Linked DNA regions of Homo sapiens: all the other regions are linked to region 1. The links are chromatin loops, found by intact Hi-C in ENCODE. Cell type or tissue: mammary epithelial cell. All regions are shown on one strand.

Evidence for each region. Hi-C counts contacts between places; a loop is a spot of excess contacts. Peaks named below come from ENCODE experiments on the same cell type or tissue, not always from the same donor. Only the 100,000 strongest peaks of a DNase experiment are listed, where the experiment ranks them.
Region 2: it touches region 1 in a loop (3-fold over the local background); 8 of 110 quality-filtered maps call a loop at or near these places.
Region 3: it touches region 1 in a loop (5-fold over the local background); 4 of 110 quality-filtered maps call a loop at or near these places.

Annotation. Positions count from the first base shown.
Region 1 is chr2:226,114,311-226,122,310 of GRCh38, reverse strand. No RefSeq gene overlaps it. Among named protein-coding and RNA genes, the nearest start is that of MIR5702, 540 kb to the left of the region's middle. RefSeq lists enhancers at 5,673-6,499, 6,884-7,178. In mammary epithelial cell, no CTCF peak of the experiment used is centred here; DNase peaks (open chromatin) are centred at 3,120, 3,590 and 7,010; H3K27ac peaks cover 5,548 bases.
Region 2 is chr2:226,027,278-226,035,277 of GRCh38, reverse strand. No RefSeq gene overlaps it. Among named protein-coding and RNA genes, the nearest start is that of MIR5702, 630 kb to the left of the region's middle. In mammary epithelial cell, no CTCF peak of the experiment used is centred here; no DNase peak of the experiment used is centred here; H3K4me3 peaks cover 1,015 bases; H3K27ac peaks cover 1,790 bases.
Region 3 is chr2:226,181,204-226,189,203 of GRCh38, reverse strand. No RefSeq gene overlaps it. Among named protein-coding and RNA genes, the nearest start is that of MIR5702, 470 kb to the left of the region's middle. In mammary epithelial cell, no CTCF peak of the experiment used is centred here; DNase peaks (open chromatin) are centred at 3,213 and 3,323; H3K27ac peaks cover 2,453 bases.

The DNA of each region.
Region 1 (8,000 bases):
AATGTTAAATCACACCAACTTCCTCCTCTTCTTCTTTCCCTTCTACTTCCTGTCTTCAGTTTCTTATTTTGCAACAGCCCTGAGTGTAAGATGTGCAGAGATTACTCAAAGAAGAGAGAAAAAAATGTGTCTAGGGGAATCCAATTGTTTAAATTTAATTCTGATTCTATTACCTAGTAGCAGTGTGACATGGGACAAGGCTTTTAACATCTCAACCCTGTAGGCACTGAATAATAATCTCATCATATTGTGGAAGATTTAAATAAGGTAGTATAAATTAAGCTGGAAACAGGAATTACATGTTAATTTTTTATCATTATAGCCATATTTTTTCTGCTCTATTTTTGTGTTTTTATCCTGCGTTTTCATTGTTTTTATACCATGAACTTGGACTACTTCATAGGTTTCTGCAATTTAATGGCTAAACATATTATAAAGGTCAGGAAAATAGCTTTACAAATATTGTCATATCTTTTAGAGTAAGAGGGAGGATTTATTTTGAAGTTGGCATGATGTAGTCACATTTCCTCCCTAATTTAAATTTCCATATTATATATAAATCTGAAATCTCTTTTGTTGTCTAGCAATTATAACAATATGATAGATCAGAATATATATCAGGAAGCAGACAAGCCATAAATATGTTCAATGTTTTCAAAGATGACAATTTTAAATGTGAACACTGTGGATGAGATGAAATGGAAGGAAATATGAGGCTATTAAGATGGAAGAAACCAGGAAACATTTGGATTTAATTCCATCTTGGATCCATTCCACCAAAGTTCAACATAATGCAAGGCTGAAGCAAATGATTGCTCTCCTTTGCCCTTATTCTTTTAGTCTTCTTTGTACTTTTGCACTGCAGAATTCTGTTAATGCCACATAGTTTTTAAAGGATCATATTTCAGACCAGTTAGTAATATTACTTATTTTTTTAAAGGTCGAAAAAAAAGAGAGAAAAATAAACCTAATTTCAGGCTCTAGACGAATCTGGAGGGGGTTGTTTAAAGTGTTCAAACACAAGACAGCGTTAGAGTTGTGCGGCCAAGATGAATTTTGAGGAACTAACCCTAAACAGGAAAAATGCTTTTGTAAAACACTTAATAATGATTCTTTCATGAAAAGTCCTTTGATCCAGAATAATTACAGGAAACCAGTGGAACCAATGAGGGGCTACTACTGGGGACACAAATCTAGTTGGTAATTGTTCCAGACAGTGTATCATCAACTTGTATTTTATTTAAAACTATTATTTTGCTTATTAAAAAAAGTTGAGAAGTGAATTTGATGATGGATAGAACAACACTGCATACACATCCTTATCCATCAGCTGAGTCCCATAGTTTGCATATGCAAAATAAATATCACTTCAAATCTGTAGCTAATTTTTTTTTTTTTTTTTTTTTTTTTTAGTTTTGTGGGGAGATTAAAACCACAACAAGAAAGAATAACCTGCAACATGAGTGGATACTATGGTTGCAAAAGTTATTTAATATCCATATTTCACAAATATTCAGCAAAAGATTTCTTAACAAAATTGAATGACTTTCAAATGGACTTATTTTGAATGTTTTAAAAACTATCAATTTTACCTGAAAACAACCAATTATTAGCTGATTTTAATAATTGATCTAGAGATTATATTTACAAAAAAAATATTATGGAGCCATTACATAGCATTCAAAGTCATATCACTTCACCATTAACTGAGATATAACAATTTGGGGCAACATAACATTTAATATTCTTGAAATTACCTAAATAAGACCATTTGTAATCAATAATACATTTAAATTTTCACCCTGTTGAAACGGTGGCCAAATACATGATGATTGGATGCAAAGTGCTGTGAGTTCCATAAGACAAGCATTTATCCAATATGATAAACATCAGTATAATAAAGGTATCAGGAAATTTCTAGAAGTAATCGATGATCTGTTACTCTTTGGATGAACATTGACTTGTGTTTAGGTATTAGGAATATGTGTGTGTGTGCATATACATATGTATGTGTATGTGCGTTAACGCTACACAAGATAAAGATTGTTGAATGCAAGTATAAGATTTAAAATGTTTAATTTGCATTGCTTTGTCTGCTATACATATATATTTTTAGATGAGCAAAGCTTAGACAAATTGATTTTTGTTCATATTAATAAATAACATAGCATAAGTATACTTATTTTTTCTAGTTTTATCAAAAGTTTTTCAATTTAGAAACAATTTAATGACAAAACTAAAATATTGAAACTGGACTTCAGAACAAAATCTAATCTTTTAATCAAAAGCAAACAACTAGTTTTGGCTTGAAATGTAAGACATAATGTGTATTTAACCATGCTTATTTAGGTAGAATGTCTTATCTGATCCCAAGTCTACCCCTGATTTTTCTGTGAGCTCCCAAGTTCCTATTTCCATTGCAAACTCTCATTTTCTATAAAAATGTGAACTAACCTAAATGGTTTTTCCATAGACAAAGGCCGTAAAGTCACAAAACACTGTGCCATATAGTAATTTTTAACATTTTATTGGTGTAATCAATAGCAACCTGTATTATGACTTCTTTTTCTCTTGAACAAAGAATTTTTGAGTCCCAATCAACTGAATCTTTGTGATTTTCCAGCCAAATACTTTTAAAAATACCAATTAGCCAATCTTAAAAATTGACATATAGCTGCCATTAACACAGACCTTTTTGTTGTGGGATTTTACAGATATAATATGACACTGAATCCCTGAATGTTTGACCATTAGGAAAGCATAACATTTTCATAACGTTTTTATCCACTTATTTGTCGACTAATCTAATTGATTATTCTCCTGTAGCATTTTATCCTGTTTATGAAACTCTTTCCTTAGCCACCTTTATTTTGCAAGTGCATGTCATAAATTATAAAATCAATGGCATAGCTTGTCTGGCACCCGTAAAATTGATAGCTTCCCTTTCTTTTATTAGCATAATCTGCCAATTTATTATGAAAGAGTGAATGGCATGCTTGTGATTAGAACTGGTCATGACAGGTCACTTGAAAACATATTGATGGTGTATGAGACATGCTTTTTAATTAAAATGTAGGTCTGAGCTGGCTAGGCAAACACCAGTTTCTCCTTACTCATCACATTTATTGAGTCATGTATTTGCTTATTTATAATATTTTAAATTAACAATGATGAGTCAGATTAGCATACAGAAGACATGCCCCAGAGAAAAACAGAAAAAAAGCGTGCTATTTTACTTAGGACAAGCAAAAGCATACTGCCTGTAAAAATACTGTAAGAAGGTGAGAACATTAAAAATGATAACTCGAGATGTATAAAGTTTTACCAGATTTGCCAGTCACTTTTAAACCTACCCCTGTGTATTTGCTTAATATCCACTCAATTGTCTTAAGCAAGAACAACTCCCCCACTTTCACCCACTTTCTTTCACAAAGTTATAACTTAGGCAAGAGAGTCCCAACTCCAATTGCACAATATCCTCAGGGTTACTGTGAGCTCAAAGGATGTTGTGAAATCCTCGAGGCAAAATTAATCGTGATGTGACTTAATTTTTTAAAGTGAAATGTGTACCATAAAGTACCCCTAAGAGGAGGCTTAGTGGATGATGAGGGAGGTAATGAATACAGCAAACGATTACAGGGTGTCAGAACAGCAGGACTGGGGTGGCTGGCAGTGACTACTACTTTCATCCCACAGACATCTGCGGGTGAGGGCAGCAGATGAAAAGCCGTGCATCTTCTCTGTAATTTGTATTGCCACAGCATTCCATCTTGGCCACACGATTCAGTCACACGTACTTTTGTTGATTCAGAAGAATTTCCAAAGGACAAGCTTGCACTGTTCTTGCCATGAAAGAGAGTTCTGCTACTTTTTGATGAAATTGAGAGTTAGGGTCTGGCTTTATGTTTGTTTGTTTTTGCTTGTTTGTTTTGGAATACAATCTATGATTTCTAAGCACCCCCTTTTACTTTTATTTTTACTACTAAACAAGACAAAAATATGGATCCAGTCTAAATAGGACAAATGAGAAGCAGGGGGCAAGTGTGTTTTGCCCCTGGTAGTATCTCTGACTTCTTTTAGATTTTGTGAAGTGATTGTGACATAAAAAGAATTCAAAACAATGTTTTTAAATAGAGTAGAATGCACTCAAAGTCCAGGTGTGATAGGGTAAGCATGCTATTATTTTTTGGAGATAAGTTTTGAAATGATGAATAATCAATTATAGCTATTTAATGGAGGTAATAAGTGGATCAGGTTGCTACCTTAAGCTGACATATTAATCTTTTTCAAAATCCTGCTGTGTTTCATACTTGTTATTGCCCTCAGCTCAATGTACTCTACATAGTCCAAATATAAGACATTCTAGTATAGTGGAATCTGATAGTATACAAAGCTCAATTCAGGAAGAACAGATAAGATGTGCTTGTGCCAGTCTATTCCATCCCTCCTGCAGCATTGCTACTTAACTTCTCCAGGCCCAGCGAATTCCTAGCTTGATCATAGAATTCCATTGGTAGCTTTGCATGGTTTTCAACAGTTGTCTAGGCTGCTTATTTTCCCTCACTTTCCAAATTCATCTGATCTGAGCATATATGGCTTATGCATTATAGTTTACATACTATGGTTTATGACTAAGGATGTAACGATTTTTGACTTTGTTTTATTGCACTTGAGCTATATCAAATTAAACTGGCCTTCTTGTTAATTTATCATTGGTAAAATATTTCATATGCATTTTTTTGTTAATCCTGTACTTCAAACCTACGAATAGCTTGCTTAATTGTATTTTATGAACTGAACTGCAATGACCTCATACTTTGGCTTTACCTTTGTAATAAATTGACATTAGTAAAAAAATGTTAGTAAGTAATGTGGAATATTGCTAATATCATTGGGCTTGACATTTGCTTGGAAGGAAAACTAGGAGACACATCTTTTGAAAGACAAATCCATATACAATACATTCTGTAATATTTTTCTCATACCTCCATAAATTTCCCCTTGTGGATTTTAGTCTTCTCTGTCTGATATCAGCCAACACGCTGTCTTGATGTAAGACTGTGTAGCATGGAAGAAAATGAACTTCGGCATCAAAAGGACGTGGTTTTGATTGTAGGTTCTGTCCAAACTTTTGATAAGTTATTTAACTTCTTCAAACTTCAGCTGCCTTACCTGTGAGGTGGAGATTTGATATTTACATTTTAAGGCTGTTTTAATGTCAAATGAAATAATATTTGTCTAACAACAAGGAAGGTACACAGAATCAGTAGTAGCACTAGCCCTACTATTCTATTGAAGAATCTATAGAATCATGACAAATGATCTTGATGGATCTTTTCACCATTTATGGGCCTTAAAACTTTAATGCATTCATTCATTCAATAATAATTTATTGAACAACTAACTTGGAAACATAACTACAGAAGATGAGAAGATGAGAATCAGTAACTAAGACTGATATGTTCTACTTTCTATCAGTATGACTAGTAAGAAAGGAAAATTTTAATTTTTTATTCATTTTATAAATAGTTGCATAATACTTATTATATACACTGAGCACTGTTCCAAGTACTTCACAAATATTACCTAATTTAAATCTTATAATAACGCTATAGGTAATACATTATACTTATTTACATTCAAGGAATTGACACATAGAAGTTTAGTAACATATCCAAAGCTATATATTGCTAGTAGGTGATGGGAGCAGAAATGCAGGAATGAGCCCTGCTAAACTGGCTTCTGAGTTCATCCTCTTAGCCACTTAACCATGGTGCTTCTCCGGAAGTAATTGAATAGGATTAATTCTAATTGTAATAAGTGATATAAAGGAGATACACAGAATGCTGTAAAATGAGAATAACAATATCTGCCAACAAATGACTTTTTGAGAGCTCATTGTGTTCCATGCTCTGTGGAGTCCACGATGCCTTTAATTTCCTTTACTGAGCTCCTCTCACCACTAAAATACATTATGATTTGGAAATTTAACAAATGTTTTTCTAACAGCGATCTGCTAGTTCTTCTGCAAAAAATAAAAAAAGAAAGTGGCCCAAGCAATTACTTTAAAATATTATTATGCAAATGTTACATTAATTTAGAAAAAAACATGGCTGAATTGCATTGCCATTCTTCCAAAGCAAAATCTCATTTGATAAAAACAGTTTCTTTGCAAGTGAATGGTACAACACCTTTAAATACAGTTAACAACAACAAAAAAGTATTCAGGCCTGCTGTGACCATTGCTGACAATGAATGCAGTAGCAAGTCCTTACATCAGCCTGATGAAGTAAATACCAAGAGAGAAATGTTGTTCTAGATTAAATCACAAAAAGAGTAGCCAAGACTGTCCTTTTTATTACCTGTTTGTTTAAGGCTTATCTGGCTGTTGATATGCAACAAATGGCCTCTCGCAGGAACAAAATATATATCTTTGCCAGAAAGTTCTTGATAAAAAAAAAAAAAAAGTGCCTGATTCACTGCTATATGTCCTACTCTTTAAACAGGACCAGACAGATAGTAAGTTCTCAATAACTACCATTAGAATATTGAATTTTGAGTAGATGTCTTTTTGGTTACATCAATACTAGTCAACCAAGGAAGTCTAAATGGGACTGACATAATGTGGGTGAAAGTTACCCATTACATCTAGATTCTAGTCCAGCCTTTACCACCAATTTAGCTTGTGATCTGAGGTGAACGACTTTATCTCCCTATTTCTGTCCTTTCTCAGCTATGAAAGACCTAATACACTTCTAAAAGTGAACAGGCACACATCCCTTTGATAACCTGTTCTCAGTTTTAGCTTGCCAGAAGTTTATAACTTTATTTTTTACTACAATTAATATCTTTTTCTTGTGGTAGTGGGAGGAGAAACATAATGATGTACATGCAAAACCAAATATGCCAAAAGAATGCATGTATTTTCCCTCTGGAAGGAGTGCATGAAAGTTAGGCATGGTGAGTAACCCCGACTGATTAACTCTACCACTGATTAGAACACTGACTCACCATATGACTAACCACACATCAGATATTTATCTTGGGCCAACCCTGGTTGACTCATAATCTATGGTTTAAGATGAAGATCGGAGCTACTTTTGATCTTCTTCTTGCAAGCATTACAAAGAAGATAATACCCTGTGTACTAGCAGAGCCAACTTTACTGCCACAGAGGATGTACCCAACTCCCATTATTCTAATTCACTGGAGAACAGGTTACAGCAATAGCAACAGAGTCTGAAATAATCACTTTCAAATTTGTACTTGGGGCTGGAGAAGCTGATAGAAGTTATACCCCATTGTGTAGCTTTGAAAAAATAAGTATCTGAAAGCATGTGTAGACTTTTAAAAATAATCACATCCCTGTAACATTAGACACAGAAAACCAATATCAAAAATAAACCATGTATTTATCCACTTTATAAACATTTTTCCCTTCTGATTTCTATATGGTTATAGATTGTAATCTTTAAAGGCAGAGATTGAGCACAGTTTGATATGAAGGATATTGATCAGGGACCAACACCTGGGGAAGGGAGGGGTCAGCAGTAAGAGTAGGCAAAGAGAGAAGTCAAACATTGAGGCAAGCCCAACAAAGCCTTGGCCGAGTGTGCAGGGAGTTTTGGAGTGCGTATGGCTTAACAGGCTTGTTCCCCAGGAGTCAGAATGACTGCACTTTAGTACCCGCCAGAGGTCAGTCACTGGATGTGGGCTACTATGGAAAGGACGTGACCTTAGCCAGATCGCTCACTGAGGAGGCACCTAAAGGAGCTGACAGCTAGACCAGGCATGTGGTCAGCAGCAGCAGTAGAGGCAACAGTCCATTTCTGAAGAGGATCTGGGTAACAAAACTCCTTGTCTATCACTCATATCACATAGTGAGTAATTTTTAAAGAGAAAAATGCAGAATATGGCCAAATTTCTATGAGACAAACATAACTGCTTGATAATAAAATTGCTGTTCTATGATTTAATATGATTGTCCAACTGGGATGCTA
Region 2 (8,000 bases), 87 kb after region 1:
CTCTCTCTCTCTCTCTCTCTCTCTCTCTCTCTCTCACTCTCTCTCTCTTGCTCCTACTCTGGCCATGTGAATCATCTGCTCCTGCTTCACGTTCCATTATGAATAAAAGCTCCCCGAGGCTTCCTCAGAAGCCAAGCAAATGCCCATGCCATGCTTCCTGTACAGCCTGTAGGACCTCTTTTCTTTATAAATTACCCAGTCTCAGGTATTTCTTTATTGCAACATGAGAATGACCTAACACAACTTCTCTCTACCTCTTTCCATGTGGAGGAAAGGTCAGTGTTCCTACAAAGTCATGTCAGAACATGGACATCCATGTAAATGGCAGTATTTGAGTGAGAAAAATTAAGAAAAATCTTCAGATACAATATATCTTTCCTGGGGTAAAGAAGTGGTTTATGGCATCAAATTTAGACCTTTGATGTAGTTTTCAAACAAAGCTGTACATTCAGAAACTACATTGAAAGATGTTCATCATCAATGTCAAACTTTTGTCCTGTGACTGAGACACACTCAATGTAGCACAGCAGTTTACATTTTTATAATTATGAAATTTGTCTTAAGACTGCATAGATATATTGCATTATGCATGTTAAAATTGTTAAGGTATATTTCAGATATACTACTATTTCAAAACTCTTTTGGCACCTTAAAAAATATACCTGGAATCTCAAAAAATTCACTTGATCTTAGCCAAAAGGCCGAGAAGTGATTCTAAAATTTAAAAGTGGCTCAATCCTTTCTGGAACTCTGAGACGCTCTATCATCAGAAACCTTAAGATGATGAAGGTGTATTACTGGCTTTGTCCTCAAATCCAAGCTATAAATTACCAGTATTATTGTAGTTCAGTTATCTTTCCATTCTAATATAGTGATAGGCACATGGTAGGTTATTAAAAAATACATATTGAGTAAATAAAATATCTTAAGACTGTATTGGAAAGTTAGATATGGCAACAAAAGCACAAATGATAAAAGAAAAATAATTGATAAATTAAACTTAGTTAAAATAAAAACTTTGCTGCTTTGAAAGACACCATCAAGAAAATAACAAACTAACCCACAAACTGAGAGAAAACATTCATAAATCATATATCCAGTACAGGATTTGTGCCCAGAATATAAAAAGGATTCTAACAGGTGAGCAATAAAAACCAAATAACACAACTAAAAAAATGGTGGAAGGTTTTGAATATTTAGATATTTCTCCTTAGAAGATACACAAATGATTAATAAACACAGGTAAAGATGCACGTGATTGAACATAACAAAATGCAAATCAATACCACAATGTGATATTATTTCTCACTCACCAGAATGGCTATAATCAAAAAGACAGACAATAACAAGTGTTACTGTTTGGAGCAATTATAACTTTCATATGCTTTTGGTAAGAATGTAAAATTGTACAGCCACTTTGGAAAACAATTTGGCAGTTTCTGAAAAATGTAAGCATACCATATGATATAGCAATTCCACACTTAGTTAGGTATCTACCAAAAATAAATGAGAACATGTCTGCACAATGACTTATATGTGAATGTTCATTGCAGCATTAATCACCACGCCCAGAAATGGAAACATTTCTGTTCGTCAACTGATGTTCGTCAACTGATGAATCGATAAATAAAGTATGGTATAGCTATACAATGGAAAACTATTTGGCAATTAAAAGGAACAACATGGACGGACCTCAAAAACATTACTTAGGGCTGGGGCAGGAATGGATAGTGATCATAAATAATCACAATCTTTCTTTATAGAGTGATGAAAACATCTTAAAATGAAACTGTAGTAGTGGTGGCATAACGTAAATAATATATGAACCATTGAATTGAACACTTAAAGTAAGTGAATGTTATGGGATATGACTTATATCTCATTAAAACTCTATGTAAGTAAGCTGTTTGTAAGAACAGACAAGAACATTTATATCTTAAATATATAATGAGTAACTCACAGTATATTTCTTCAATTACTATGGGCATTGCCTTGGCAATTGGACATAACTTAAGAATTGGTCTGAACCAAATATTGTTTTCTATGTAAAATTTACAAGTCCCAAGGTCCATCATAGCATTGAATTTACATATCCAAATAAAATTAAATTTTTGGAGGAGACATTGGACTGATACAAGATATGCTGATCTATGCTTTGGATTTGTCAGTAGGTAGAATATTGACCACGTAAATTCAGTCATCTGTAGTTTTTAATAAAGTTTACTTGAAATGTCAAATAGTTTTAATAAAGTGTTTTCAATATAATTCACCAGTTATTAAATTATCAGACTACTATGGAAAGGAATATATTTAAAAGTGTTACTCAACACACATACACACATATCCTAGCCATAAATGTAAAACAAGTTTTCTTTAGCTTGTCAGTGTGCTGTGGATCTGATAGAGAAAAAATCAGCATAGCAAATGAAGATCGTTTGAACTTCATTTGTGTACATGCAGTGCATTCACTGCCTGGCATTTTTCTTTCTTCTTGACAGAAGCTTTACAGAATAAGAAAAAACGTGGCTTCTTATTAGTCTCTGTTTTTCTCCACTGGAACATGTAATGATAATTCTAAAATTCCTGGTCGCGGTTATACGAATACACCTGCACACAGCTTCTGAGATGTGCTTGCTCTCGCCCTGCTCCATCACCTAGCTGCTCGTGATGCAATTCAGGCTATCCTTAGAAGAAAACCCACTAACAGAGACCACCCCTGGGTGGCAAAACCTGGTGACTCCTGTTAGGATTTGTGGTTCTTTCGGACAGAAAAATGCTCCTTAAACTGAAATCCTCTAGTGTTCAACAAATACAGCTGCACCATCATTTTAGTATTCAGGATGCAAAGTAAGTATCTCCCTAAGCACACAAGTCTATTTGAGGAGCACACATGTACTCATAGACACATTTCTACAGTCATGATCCTCTGCTGCTGCCAGTGTCTCAAGCATCATTCCTTTCCTCTCAGGAGACAAGGGGGACCAGAGAGAGGGAGAGCTGAGATTTCATCCTTTCTCAGTCTTGGTATGCAGGCACAGGCACTATAAGAATGTGGTAGGTTGGCTAAAGCTATTTGTTTGCTAGATTTCTCAGAGTTCAATGAGATCATTTTTGTCATTTTCCCTGTGCTCCCCTGTATTTTCCAAAGATCTGCCAGCTTCCAACAACACTCTCTTTCTTCCCATTGGAAATGGAAACGAGTCCTCTGCAGGAATTTTCCACTTAACAGTTCCCCCTTCCCTAGCTGGGGCCTCAGCGCACCAGCCTGTAATGCTGTATTTCTTTCCACTGCAGTTTGACATTTTTGAGCCAGCACAATGAGTTGTATTCAGTCATTCTAAGTCCCCCTCCTTCTACATTATCTTTTTTTCTTTAATAATGCATACTTTCGAGCAATTTCAGAAAGAGAGCAAAGGCTTTTAAGCAACATTACATTTAATTAGTTATGTCACTGTCATCGAATCACCAGAATCCTTTGAGTCATCCCCGCCACCTTTTCCCCCACCCACACACCTCACCCCATAATTTTCCGGTCTCCCAGCCCCCTTCTCTGTCCTTCTGGTAAGTACATTAAAGACAAACCTCATGGTCCATATACTTTGCTTAAAATTGTTTGCCTTTGCAAATCATTTCCTTTAAATAATATTTACAAACTATATATCATTGCCTGACACGATGATAAGAGGGCACATAGATTGCTTATAATCTCAGCTGTAAACAAGAAACGGGGACGTGAGCTTGGAAATGTGTTCCATGCCCTGTCTGGACGCAGCCGCATTTGCAAACGCGCGCAGCTGAGCCGGAGCTGGGTCGCATCCGCAGCCTCTCTCACAAACACTGCAGCCAGAGACCAAAACGCTCAAGTCCAGGGAGTCTGCAGGGCAATCCCAAGTCCCCGAAGGGGGAAGGGAAGCGGAGGCATTGGGGAAGGGGGGTGTGGGTCAGCAAAAGCTTGCATCCAGAGGAAAACAATGCTCGCCTTCCCGAAAGCAAACGGCAGAACCTGCGAACACAGATGCCTGCGGGATCCGGGCTCCCGTGCGGCCGGGGAGAGGGCGGCGGGTGCAGGGGCAGGGCGGAGCCTCCCCTGTCTGGCCGGGTGGTAGCTTCTCAGACAGCGAGGGCCCAGGGGGTCACGCCAGCACAGTGGAGGGTGTCTCAAAAGGAACTGGGATTCTGCAGAGAGGGGAGGAGGGAGGAAGAGGGGGATTTGTTCAAGCTGGGAGGGTGGGCCTCAGGAAAAAAGAAGAAAAAGAAGAAATAGATTAATGCTTTGCAGGACACCTGGGGTATTTCTTTCAGTGGGTATTACTTCCACTTTTAGGCAGGAACAAGAGCTGGGAGGAAAACAGCAGCAAGGGCTGACAGCTCCAAGGTGATCAAAGGGGACTGCGTGAACGGCTTGCTCTGCCAGCCGTTTATTAGAAAGAGAGGGGTGCTCCTGGGCCACGCTGGCGGGGGAGAGGGATTAAGATCAAATAGAAAGAGATCGGCCTGACTCCTTTATGCAGGAGAAAAATGCGCGCATATATATTTATATATTTATATGTTTACATGTATATTTATATTCAAAGAATGCTGTCCACTACAAGATCCACTCCTTCCCATAGCCCCCCACCCCACCCCCCACACACAGGCGCGCGCTCCTCACACATGTAAAGGAAGGAAATTCCACCCTTTCTTTCCAAATGTTGTTACTTCTGCTTTCTCAGTGCTTGAAATATCACATGATGAATTATCCACTGGGGGACATTTTTATACTGAGGCACCACCCCCCCCCCCCCTTTGGGGAACGCTAACTTTGTGTGAGTCTGATTTACCTCAGAAATAACGTTTAACGCACTCCTGGGATTTGGAAAGAACCTCTCTTTCTATAGATAACAGGGCAAAGTGTTAAAATGCAGGTCACTGGTGCGAGAGATATCCTGTTGTAAAAACGGTGACCTCCAGAAGTTTTGGGAAGGATGGCAGCGGAGCCCTCTACATGTAGAAAGAACACAGATGTTGCTCTCGCAACAAATGCATGAGAATGGTAGGTAGGCAGCTGCCCAGCATATATAATGCAGTTTCTTCCCTTGTGAGATATGATCTTTATACCTAGAGATGCAATAAAGTTATTAAGGGGCCTGAATGGAATGAGAAAGACCTTGTCATATGATAATGACTTTATTTTGTCTAAGCATCAGTTACTCTCTCCTCTCTCTCTCACAAGACTTTTTATCAGCTACAGCTTTACAAGAAAAAAAAAACAGCAGCAACAAGCAAACTAAATTTTACGCAAATTCACAGTTTGAAATCTCCACACCCTAAATCTTACATTTAATCATAAAGTGTTAAATTTTAATGTATTCTTTTAACACAGCACTAGCATTTTGTCAAAGATAGGCATAGCCAGGAAGTTCAGAAGCTTTTCTTACAGTTAGAACAGGTGTGCTTTGTTTTTCCCTTAAGAAGTCTTTAACTTTACTGTTTTCTCCAATATTAGGGAGGTTTTTTAATATCTATTGTTTATTTTTCCAATTATATAAGAAAATATTTTTATCGTAGAATATTTACATAATGTAGGGCTATACACATTAAACAATGAAAATCTTTTATGAAGTCCCACTTTCCCAAATGATTCCCTTCCCCAGAAGTAAATTCATACTTCCCCACAATAGTATTCATCCAACCCTTATAAAATCCATCCAGCCCTTGTAAATATTTTTATATGCATAGATGTATATATGCAATCATATAAATTTTAGAAACCTACAAATTCACTCATACTATATGTTTTATTCTGTGAAGTGATTTTGTTCACTTACTACACCAAAGAGATCTTTTTTAAAAAATCAAGACCTATAAATCTATCTCATTTTTGACGGGTGCATAACGTTTCAGGATTTATTATTACATTATTGATACATAATGAGGGTATTTCCAGCTTTTTGTTATTATAAATAATACTGAAACTGACATTCTTAGGTATACATCTTTGACCATACATGCTAGTAATTTTATAGGCTAGATTGTACTGAAATCCATAAGTGAAAGGATATATGCATTTTAAATTTATGGATACTACCAAAGTTCTCTCACAAAGAGCAAAAACGATTTATATTCCACCAAGTTGTCTGTGACTAGACTATTGTTTTGCACAGTCTCTCAATCACTATTTGTTATCAATTAAAAAATGTTTTGTCAATATTTTGTAAAAAAAAAAAAACTTGTTTTCTCACTTGCCTTTTTAAATTACTACTGAGGTTGAACAAGTCTTACCTACACTGGACATTTGTGTTGTTTGTTTGTTTGTTCTGAGTTGCCTGTTTACGTATTTGCCCCATTTTTTCTTTGGATCTTTCTTTTTCTTCATGATTCTAAGAAATTCTTTACCTATAATGAACACCTTTGTTTCTTTTGCTTAGTGTAAATGTTTCTCTTAGCCTGTTGTTTATCTTTTAACTTGGAATGTGGAAACTTCATCATAGGGACATTTGAATTTTTGTGTAGCCAAATCTGTCAGCAATTTCTTTTATAGACTCCAGGTTGTGTCCTGATTAAAATTTAATAGAGAACATGTACTTATATCTTATATTCCAGATGGCAGATTAGCTGTCTAAAACTGTTTCTATTTCTTTAAGACCATTCTACATTAAAATAAGTGTACACTGTATCAATTAATCAGTAGGGAACTACATTCATTTGTTCTCTTTACCAAAACACTGAGGACATCTTCCCCTGTAGTAAACTAAGACTTTGCCTGTAGATAAACCCCAAAAATGTCTGTGGATTGTGGAGGGAACGAAAAGCATCAAAATAATGGCTTATTAAATGAATTAACCACAGAAATAGAAGACCAAATACTGCATGAGGGAGCTAAACATTGGGTACATATGGACAAAAGGATAGGAACAATAGACACGAGACTACTAAATGAGGGAGATGGGGGCAGGGAGGTAAGGGCTGAAAAACTACTTATTGTATACTACGCTCACTACCTGGGTGACAGAATTATTTGTACCCCAAACTTCAGCATCACACAATATACCCATGTAAAAAACCTGCACATGAACCCCCTGAATCTAAAATAAAAGTTTAAATTATTTTTAAAAAAGAAAAACAGCTTATTAAATAAAAGTCATCAGAACTCCTGGTTCCATTGGTTTTTAGAAACATGAATATACTCAAGATTGATTTTTTCAAAGGAATCTATGACATAGCCACTCTCAAAAGTTATAAATGTTGGCATCATTCTTCTCTCTCCTAAAGTAGTGACACACATCCTCTCTATAAAACTAGACACAAGGTGTCATTTGATGGAATAGGTAAGTGTTAACAACATGGCTTGCTACCTACCAGGCCTATGGCAGAAATGACCACAGAAACTATTCCCTGGGGAAATTTTTTTAAAATGAAGATTCCTAGCACCATCCCAGACATTCTGAAGAATAGTCTCAGGAATGGAGTGATATGTTTTGGCTGTGTCCCCATTCAAATCTCATCTTGAATTGTAGTTCTGCAATCCTCATGTGTCAAGTGGGGGGCCAGGTGGAGATAACTGAATCATAGGGGCAGTTTCCCCCATACTGTTCTCCAGGTAGTGAATAAGTCTCACGAGAGCTAATGGTTTCATAAAGGGGAGTTCCCCTGCACTAGCTCTCTTGTCTGCCACCATGCAAGATGAACCTTTGCTCCTCATTCGCCTTCTGACATGATTGTGAGGCCTCCCCAGCCATGTGGAACTGTGAGTCAATTAAACCTCTTTCTGTTATAAGTTACCCAGTCTCAGGTAGGCCTTTATTAGCAGCGTGAGAACAGACTAATACATGGGGGCTCTGAGATTTATAGTATTGGGCACTTGCTCATAGAGTAGCACTGGAAACCAACTTCTCCAGTTTATTTAGAACATGTAGTATTCTTTGGTTTCTCTTTGGCATGTTCTCTCTCCCCTCCTTACATAAAATAGATGAATGCATCTTATTGATTTTGCTTCTGAAGTGTCTTTCAATTCATATTAT
Region 3 (8,000 bases), 67 kb before region 1:
ACCCAGTGAATCACAACTTTTCTTGTAGCCCTAAAAATCAAGCACCTTCTTATTTGAGATAACTTCCCACCTTTTCTAAGCAGAGCTGGCTACTTCCTTCCTACTTGGTTTCTTGCCCACACCCCATTTTATAATGCGTCGTGTGATCTTTCTTCTAATCTTTGTTGGCTTTGGAGTGTTTGTTTTATACATAGGCCATGAGTTCCTTGAAGGTGAGAACTGTATCTTACTCACCTTTGTGCATCTAAGGCTTTCTTCACACCTTTCCCTCCCAAACTTCCTCCCCTGCTCTGTCTTGCAGAGTCCAAGACTCTGTAGGTGCTCAACTAATTTTGGTTAAATGAATGATTGAATAAATATGTGAGAAGTGAAGAAAATCATACTGATAATTGGTCTTGAAAGGTTTGGGAGGATAAAGACAGCCTCTAAACTCTGGGAAGGGGTCAACGAATGAAGGATAAAGAAGGGTCCAAACTTTAGGGACTCATTCTCTTGGACATAGTACAAATTGGTTACAATGGACTCATCAGACCTTTCATGTAATTTTTTCTTTCCCATCTATTTATTACTACTGTGTTCAGAAGAGGCACAAGATAAGTAGACAGTGTGGACAATTACTAGTATGACATCCTCCCCACTTCCCAGCAACTGGTCATCATGAACAGTTTTATGCAATGTTTTATATCTGCAAGTAAAATAAGTTTTACCTCTGCTTCAAAATAAAATCAGGCTTAATACACTGCTGCACCAAGATAAATATTAAAGAGTATTGTATTTGTCTTACTGTATGGAAAGTGGTGATTTTTGATCATGTGGTCTTTCTGGGCTGATCTGTTTCATTCCTTCTGTTCTCAACCTCTGTGCATATTTACTGAGCTGTGGGCAAACAGTCTGGTAAGATTCTGAGTACTTTTTAAAATCCTCAAAACAACCAATTAAGAAAGATGCTATTAAATCCCAGTTTTACAGGGGAAGAAACTGAGGCTCAGAGAGGTTAAGTATCTTACCCAAAGGGCACACAGCTGTTAAGAGGCAAAACTGAAATTAGAGCCCATTCAGTCTGGGTTGAGTCTGTGCTTTTAACTACCATGATAAACGGTCTCTTCTTCAGAAGTTGACCCTGTACTGTGTGAAGAAAAATTTATTTACAGGGATGAAAACTGGGCAGCTGGTTCAAAGGATCCCTTGGAACTACTCCATAGAAGGATAAAGAGTAGAGACAAATAACAAGCTCACTTGTAGTTTTAGACCCTGGTAAACTTTTGGATGCTCCTGCAATTTCATACTTCAAATGAAATAACTGAATATTTCCTGAAGTAAGTAACCAGCTCTATAACTTGGCAGAAATCTCTGACTCCACTTAACTCACGCAGAGGGCCATGACATGCAGCCTAAGTGCCCAGGAATTTTAAATCAAGATGTATCTATGTAGTGAAACTTTGTGTGCGTGTGAGTGTGTGTGTGTGTGTGTGTGTGTGTGTGTGTGGTTGTTTTACCCTTTGCTTCCTGCTTGGAAAAAAAAAGGTAAATATTTAAAGTTATCTACAAATTGTATTTTTTCCCTAGAATGCAAGAGTCACAGAGATAAACGTTAGCTGTCAGAAAAGCTGCAAATCATCTGAGATGAAGGTGGTGCTTTTTTATTACAGTATCTGAGAAGAAAAGCTTTCAGAGTGAAATTCAGTAATCCCTCGCTTCTGATTCCATGTCTACTGAGATGTTCAAATTTGAGTGCGGCCCTTGGTAAAGCACTGATTGCTGAAAGGTAGCTCTGTCCCATGGGAGGATTTGGAATGAGATCTAGTAGAAATTTTCATTCAAGTTGAATAGAAAACAGAAAAGTGAGTGTTCTATGGAAAGCAGAAGTCTGGCAATGATGGATTTGCCCTGTGAATGAAAGTCTAGGAATGTGTGTCCTTCCCACAGTTGGTTTATTAAGAAAGTCCTGCAAGTTAATATCACAGTATGTGTTTGAATACAGGTATAAATTTCTTGAGAGTCCACAAATCAACTATCAGTGGAAATCCTGATACCCACCAAATGATGTTTTTACATCTATGTATTCATCAATCTAATAATTTTCTAAGAGATAGCAGTGTGTCTATTCTATTGAGTAGAATACTATTGTTTTTCTTTTTTTTTTTTTTCTTTTTTCTTTTTTTGAGATGAATTCTCTCTCTGTCACCTAGGCTGGAGTGCAGTGGCACAATCCCGGCTCACTGCAACCTCTGCCTCCTGGGTTCAAGTGATTGTCCTACCTCAGACTCCCAAGTAGCTGGGAATACAGGCATGCATCACCACACCCAGCTAATTTTTGTATTTTTAGCAGAGACAGGGTTTCACCATGTTGGCCAGGCTGGTCTTGAGCTCAGGTGATCCTGACCTCAGGTGATCCGCCCTCCTCCGCCTCCCAAAGTGTTGGGATTACAGGCGTGAGCCACCGTGCCCAGGCTGTTTATCTTTTATTTGTAAATTTAGATATTTCTGAAGACAATATTAATTTACAGGGAAGTCATTATCCTTCTTCCTAGAATATGCCTGCATAAATCTATGGCATGAAATGCACACATTTCCGACAGGATTCTTTTAATAATACTCTCTCATTTTACAATATTCCCTGACACCATAGCATGACTGGATGAATTATTCTCCAGACATAGCCTAATTTCCAATAGTCATATTTCTTAAATATTTTTGAAATTATTTTTAATAGAAATTTGTAAGATTATCAAATTCAGTATTTTATTGATGGACAAAATTTTACCTGAATTGTCTTAAAAGTGCCACTTTTTATTTCTAAAAGCAACAGAAAATGAAAGGCATTCATTTTATAACTCCCTAGTGTGGATCCTTCTCCTGTTAACAAACTCAAATTTTTAGGAAGCTTCAATTCTTCCAATTCCACTTTAATGCCATTTTTTCTCTCATTCTGTTTTCGGAGGCAATGAAGAACAGCTGGTCACCATTCTCTGCAATAATAACCTTCATATAGTTGAAACCCAAATGGTTTTGGACATGGTACTTACAAAAACATCTCCTTGCAAATGATGTAGCCTATTTGGTATTTCCCCTGTAAACAGCTAGATTCCTTATAGCCAACCCTTCCAGCAACTATCAAATTTTAGCTCTGTTTAGTATAATGCAAGCATTTTCTGCTTTGTCTATTCAGGAATGTCTTCCTAGGAGGTTTCACAATAAAATTTATTGTGTTTCATTTATGACGTACAATGTAAGAAGAATGGAATGCTTTTCTGTTAGGATTTGCATTGATAATGAAAGGTTACTATAGTGCTGGTCTGCTTTGACCAAATTTGCCAAATTCTGAAGAGAATGCCAATTAGAAGGCTGTAATGCTTTTCACTGAAACAGACTGAGGCCAATACCTGGTGGTGGGGACCTGTCATTGTTGGCCAGACTCTATTTTTAATTGGGAGAGAAGGCAAATGCTAGATCAAACAGTGTTTACTAAGTGATACCAATAATTCCAAGTCATAGCCACACCCCAAAAAGCTGAGGAAGTGACTAAGTCCTTCTGAGGTCGTCTTTTCTATTAGTAGCAATGTAGCCAAAAGTCTGAAAACGCTCACATTTTGCTCTCTTTAGGAAAAGACAACATTGATTTTAGAGGTTTTTGTTATGGAGGCCAGGGGGATTTTTCCAGTGCAGCACAGAGAAATCTGGGTTTGGATTGGGAAGCCAGACATTTCTTGGCTTACATTTCCTACTTGAATGGGATTCGTTTGCCCCCTCCTCACCTCTCCCCAACCCCCAGGCAGCTAGAAGCCCCACCTCCTTGCTTGGACCATATGGGGAAGCTGGCTCGGTGGCTGTTATTCTACTGACTCCAAGTTCACGCAGCTGTTCATCCCCTGCTTAATGTACTGGTAATTACAGCAATGTGCTCTTCTCTTTCCAATCATGTAACTTTTACTAATGGAAAATGATTTGTTTTTAACAACTTCCATGCATTTCTTTCTCGTTTTAATAAGAAAGGGTGTCTTGTGGCATTGAGCTATTGAATTCTCTATAAAAAACAAAAGTCTCTATATGAGTTTCCAGCTCCATAGGAGGGCTCTGTGGGATTGGCCAAAGGTGGTGGGGAGACTTAAGTGAGTGTAACTAACTTGATATGAATAGGTCAGTTGGGAAACAAAGCAAGCTCATCGCCTTCTGATCATGGAGGTGGTGAAATAACATTTTTTAAAAATGTGAAACCGGGAAGGATCAGAAGTATGAATTGAGTTCTGCTTTCATGATCCAAACTCTATGTACTCTCAGAGAATTTTTAAAACAAATATCTGAAGAGGTTTTCACTTATTTTCATTCAATGTTTCAGAGCATGTAAATGTTCTCCTTTGATGAGAAATGTTGATGATTTGGGTTGGGTGGGGGTTGAAATGATTATAGCAAGTGCGTCTTTTGCTGTAGCCATGCTAAGCTACCAGGCACAGATCAAACAGGCATGTGGTCACATGATCGTTTTATTTGCAGATAAAATACAGACACCTTGGAATTTCCTTCCTTATATCCCCTAAATGGCACTGGAAATCACTCTAAAAGGATAATTTTTAAAGCAAAACTTTTCCAACTCATTAGAGGATTTCAGTTTTAGACTTTTATTTTAAATAAGTGGTTGAGTAGCAGTTGTAACAAAGAATGCCAAGTCACACCCTTGTGTGTGGATGGAAATACTGCTACACAACACACATAGCTAATTTTATCAGAAGGATGATAGCAAAAGGAATGTCTTCTCTACATGAAAACTCAAAAGTCAAGAGCATTGACGAGATGACAAACCATGATTGCGAAGCCTATTTGCCACATCTTGACATTTTAAAGATTCATATAATTCAAGATTTAGCTAAAATTGTAAAATACATATCCTGAGCTCAAAATTCTTTGATGTTAACATGTATCCATATCTTTTAAAGACATTAATTTTATTCCTTGTGCATTTCTTTTCTTCTATTCGTGGTTAATAATGACATGGCAGCCGGAAATCACCTATCTTCTCCTCAGCCCTTCTTATCTAGCTCCCTCCAGAAGTCTTGTTTTTTCTTAGAGATTTCTTTGGAAATGTTATTAAGCTAGAGTGAAGTAATTTTTAAAAACACACATTGAAACTTAGAACTGAATAATTTTTAAATATTTGTAATAACTTTAGCAAAACCATTGCTTTCCTCAAGAACCACAAGACCACACCAGCAGCAAAGAGGCACTATTGTTCCCCTGGAGTCTTGAGAAGCTCCTCGTGTGACAAACTCCAGCAAAGGGGGTCTGTGCTTCGCTCCTCCATAAATGCAACACCAAGTCTAGATCTGATTTTGCCCTCTAGGAATTCTTGTGCCTTGCTTTATGCAAAGCAAAAATTATGTTTAATATTTTAAAACTAGCTTCAGGAATTAGGATCTTCAGAGTTAGTGGTCTGACTCTAGTCATGTGCATGTCTTACATCATCTTCTATTTTTTCAGATGGTTGCATCAGTAGCTTTGGGAATATTTTATTTTTAAAGTTTTAAGTCATTCTGATATCCACGAGACCATCAAAAATATAACTATGATCTAATGAATGCCCAAATAAGTGGTTGCATAAATAACAACTACTTATCATGTTCACTTTCCCCGTTATTCATTTATTCATTCAGTATTAATTGAACAACTCGTATGTGCCAGGCATATTCCAGGGACCAAGGATTCAGTAGTGAATACAAAATCGTAGCTTTATAAAGGTAGTAGTTCAGTAAGAGGAGATAAACAAATAAAATATATAAGTAAAAAAAAGTTAAATAGCAATGAGCTCTAAGGATAAAAAGCACTGTAAAGGGACAGAATATGATGACAGAGTTTCAATTTTACATGGAGTAAAAGAGAAGACCTCAATATGTGACTTTTGAGCACACAAGGGAAGGAAGTAAGATAAAAGCTTTGTAGATATTTGAGGGAAAAACTGTCCAAGCAAAGAGTACAGCAAGAGCAAAGGTCCTAGGGATCGTGAATGTAGAGTGTTCAAGAGTACCAAGGAGGTCAGTGTGCCCGGAGTACAGATAGTAGGAGATAAGTTTAGAGAAGTGAAGGAAGCCAGATCTTACAAAGCCATAGTTTATTATAAGGACTTTGGCTTTTACTTTGAGATGGGGGAGGCTGCTAGGGATTTTTGAACAGAAAAATGACAGAATCTTGTATAACTTTTAACAAAATAATCCTGGCTGTTATGTTGAGAGTTGATTTAAGGGCGGCAAGGGAAGAAGCAGGGAGACAGTTTAGAAGGCTATTATAATAAGCCAGGCAACGGGACAAAGGGTAAAGGTGGAGAGAGTAGATATAAATGGACTTCCTATTATATAGCAGGCACTATGTTAGGCTTTGTTGATACATCAGGGGGAAAACAGAGGCTCTGTTCCCAGGGCCTTTGCATTCTACTGAGAGGAGCCAGGCAATCAACAAATAAGCCAGTGCATACATAAAATATCAGGTGATGATAAGTTATATGGAGAGAAACCCTAACCTGTTCCAAAGTTCATTATGGCAAACACCTAGAAACAAACACAGTCCTATATAGTGGGGGCTGGAGAAGAAAAGTGTGGCATATTCAAAGAGAGACTATTACGTAGCAATGAAAATGAATGACTTTAACTACATGCAACATTGCAGATGGATCATAGCAATATAATAGGAATACAAAATAAGTTATTATATATTTAAAACATTACATTTTTCATAAAGCCAAACACACGCAACCCAAACTAATACTTTTAAAGAAATACAAATAGATGTGTGAACATATATCAAATGAAGTCAGGAACATTGTTAATACAAGATTTGGGGTAGTAGTTGTCTTGAATGAGGAGTGGCAAAGAAATTCTTGGGATACTCACATGGGTTTCTGTGAGTGTTCTAGCTTCATGTTGGGTGTTGGGTTATTGGATTTAATTATATTATTTGCAGGGAAGGAAGAATGGAAGGAAGGAAGGAAGGGAGGGAGGGAGGAAAGAAGGAAGGAAGGAAGGGAGGGAGGAAAGAAGGAAGGAAGGGAGGGAGGAGGGAGTGAGGAAGGGAGAGAGGGAGGGAGGAAAGAAGGAAAAAAGGAAGGAAGGGAGGGTGGGAATTTTACAGGGTTAACCACTATGGATAATAATTCATCTAATTGTGTTTCCCTGTGGTGTAGGGTTGGGAAAAGTTATGGAGTATTTGCTTTTATATATATAAATTTGCCAGGGAAATCCTGTCTAAGGAAATGACATTTGAGCAGAAGCATGAATGGATTGGAGAAGTGGTTGGAGGAACAAGGAGAAACTCCTGGCTGGAGTGGAGTGAGCAAAAAGAAAGCAGCAGGAGGTGAAGTCAGGGAGAGCAGGAACAGGTCATCTTGACCTTTATAAGCTGTGAGGAACTCTGACTTATACTCCAGTGGACACTAAAAACAACTGAGAGGTTCTGACCAGAGGAGTAACATTATCTGCTGTAAATGTTAAAAGGATTGTTCCTGCTGCAGTGTGGGAATACACCAGGGTTTCTCTGCACAACTGACATTTTGGACTGGATGATTCCTTGTTGTAACAGAGATTCCTCTGCATTGTAGGATGTTTACCAGCACCCCTGGCTTCTCCCTAATAAAGCTATAATGTCACCCCCTACCCCCTAGTTATGACAACAAAAACTGTCTCCAGACATTGCCAAATGGGGGGCAAAGTCATTCTGCTTGAGCACCACTGGAATGTGCTAAAGGTGGCAAAAGACAGAATCAGGGAGAGGGGGTAGGAGGATGTTGCTGCATCCACCAGAAACAATGGCTGGGACTAGGGCAGAAAGGCTCTCTTTTCTAAACACACGTATTCATAGCTTGGGTCTGTAGCCCCATGGCTGGAATCTCTACAATTTGAGGATATTCAGAAATTCCCAACGATGAGTTGTTAAATATTCATTTACACTCATATATTTCCCAAGTGCTATAGAAATGGGGTACATTTGAGCATGAAATAATCCATATGGTTATTCCTTAA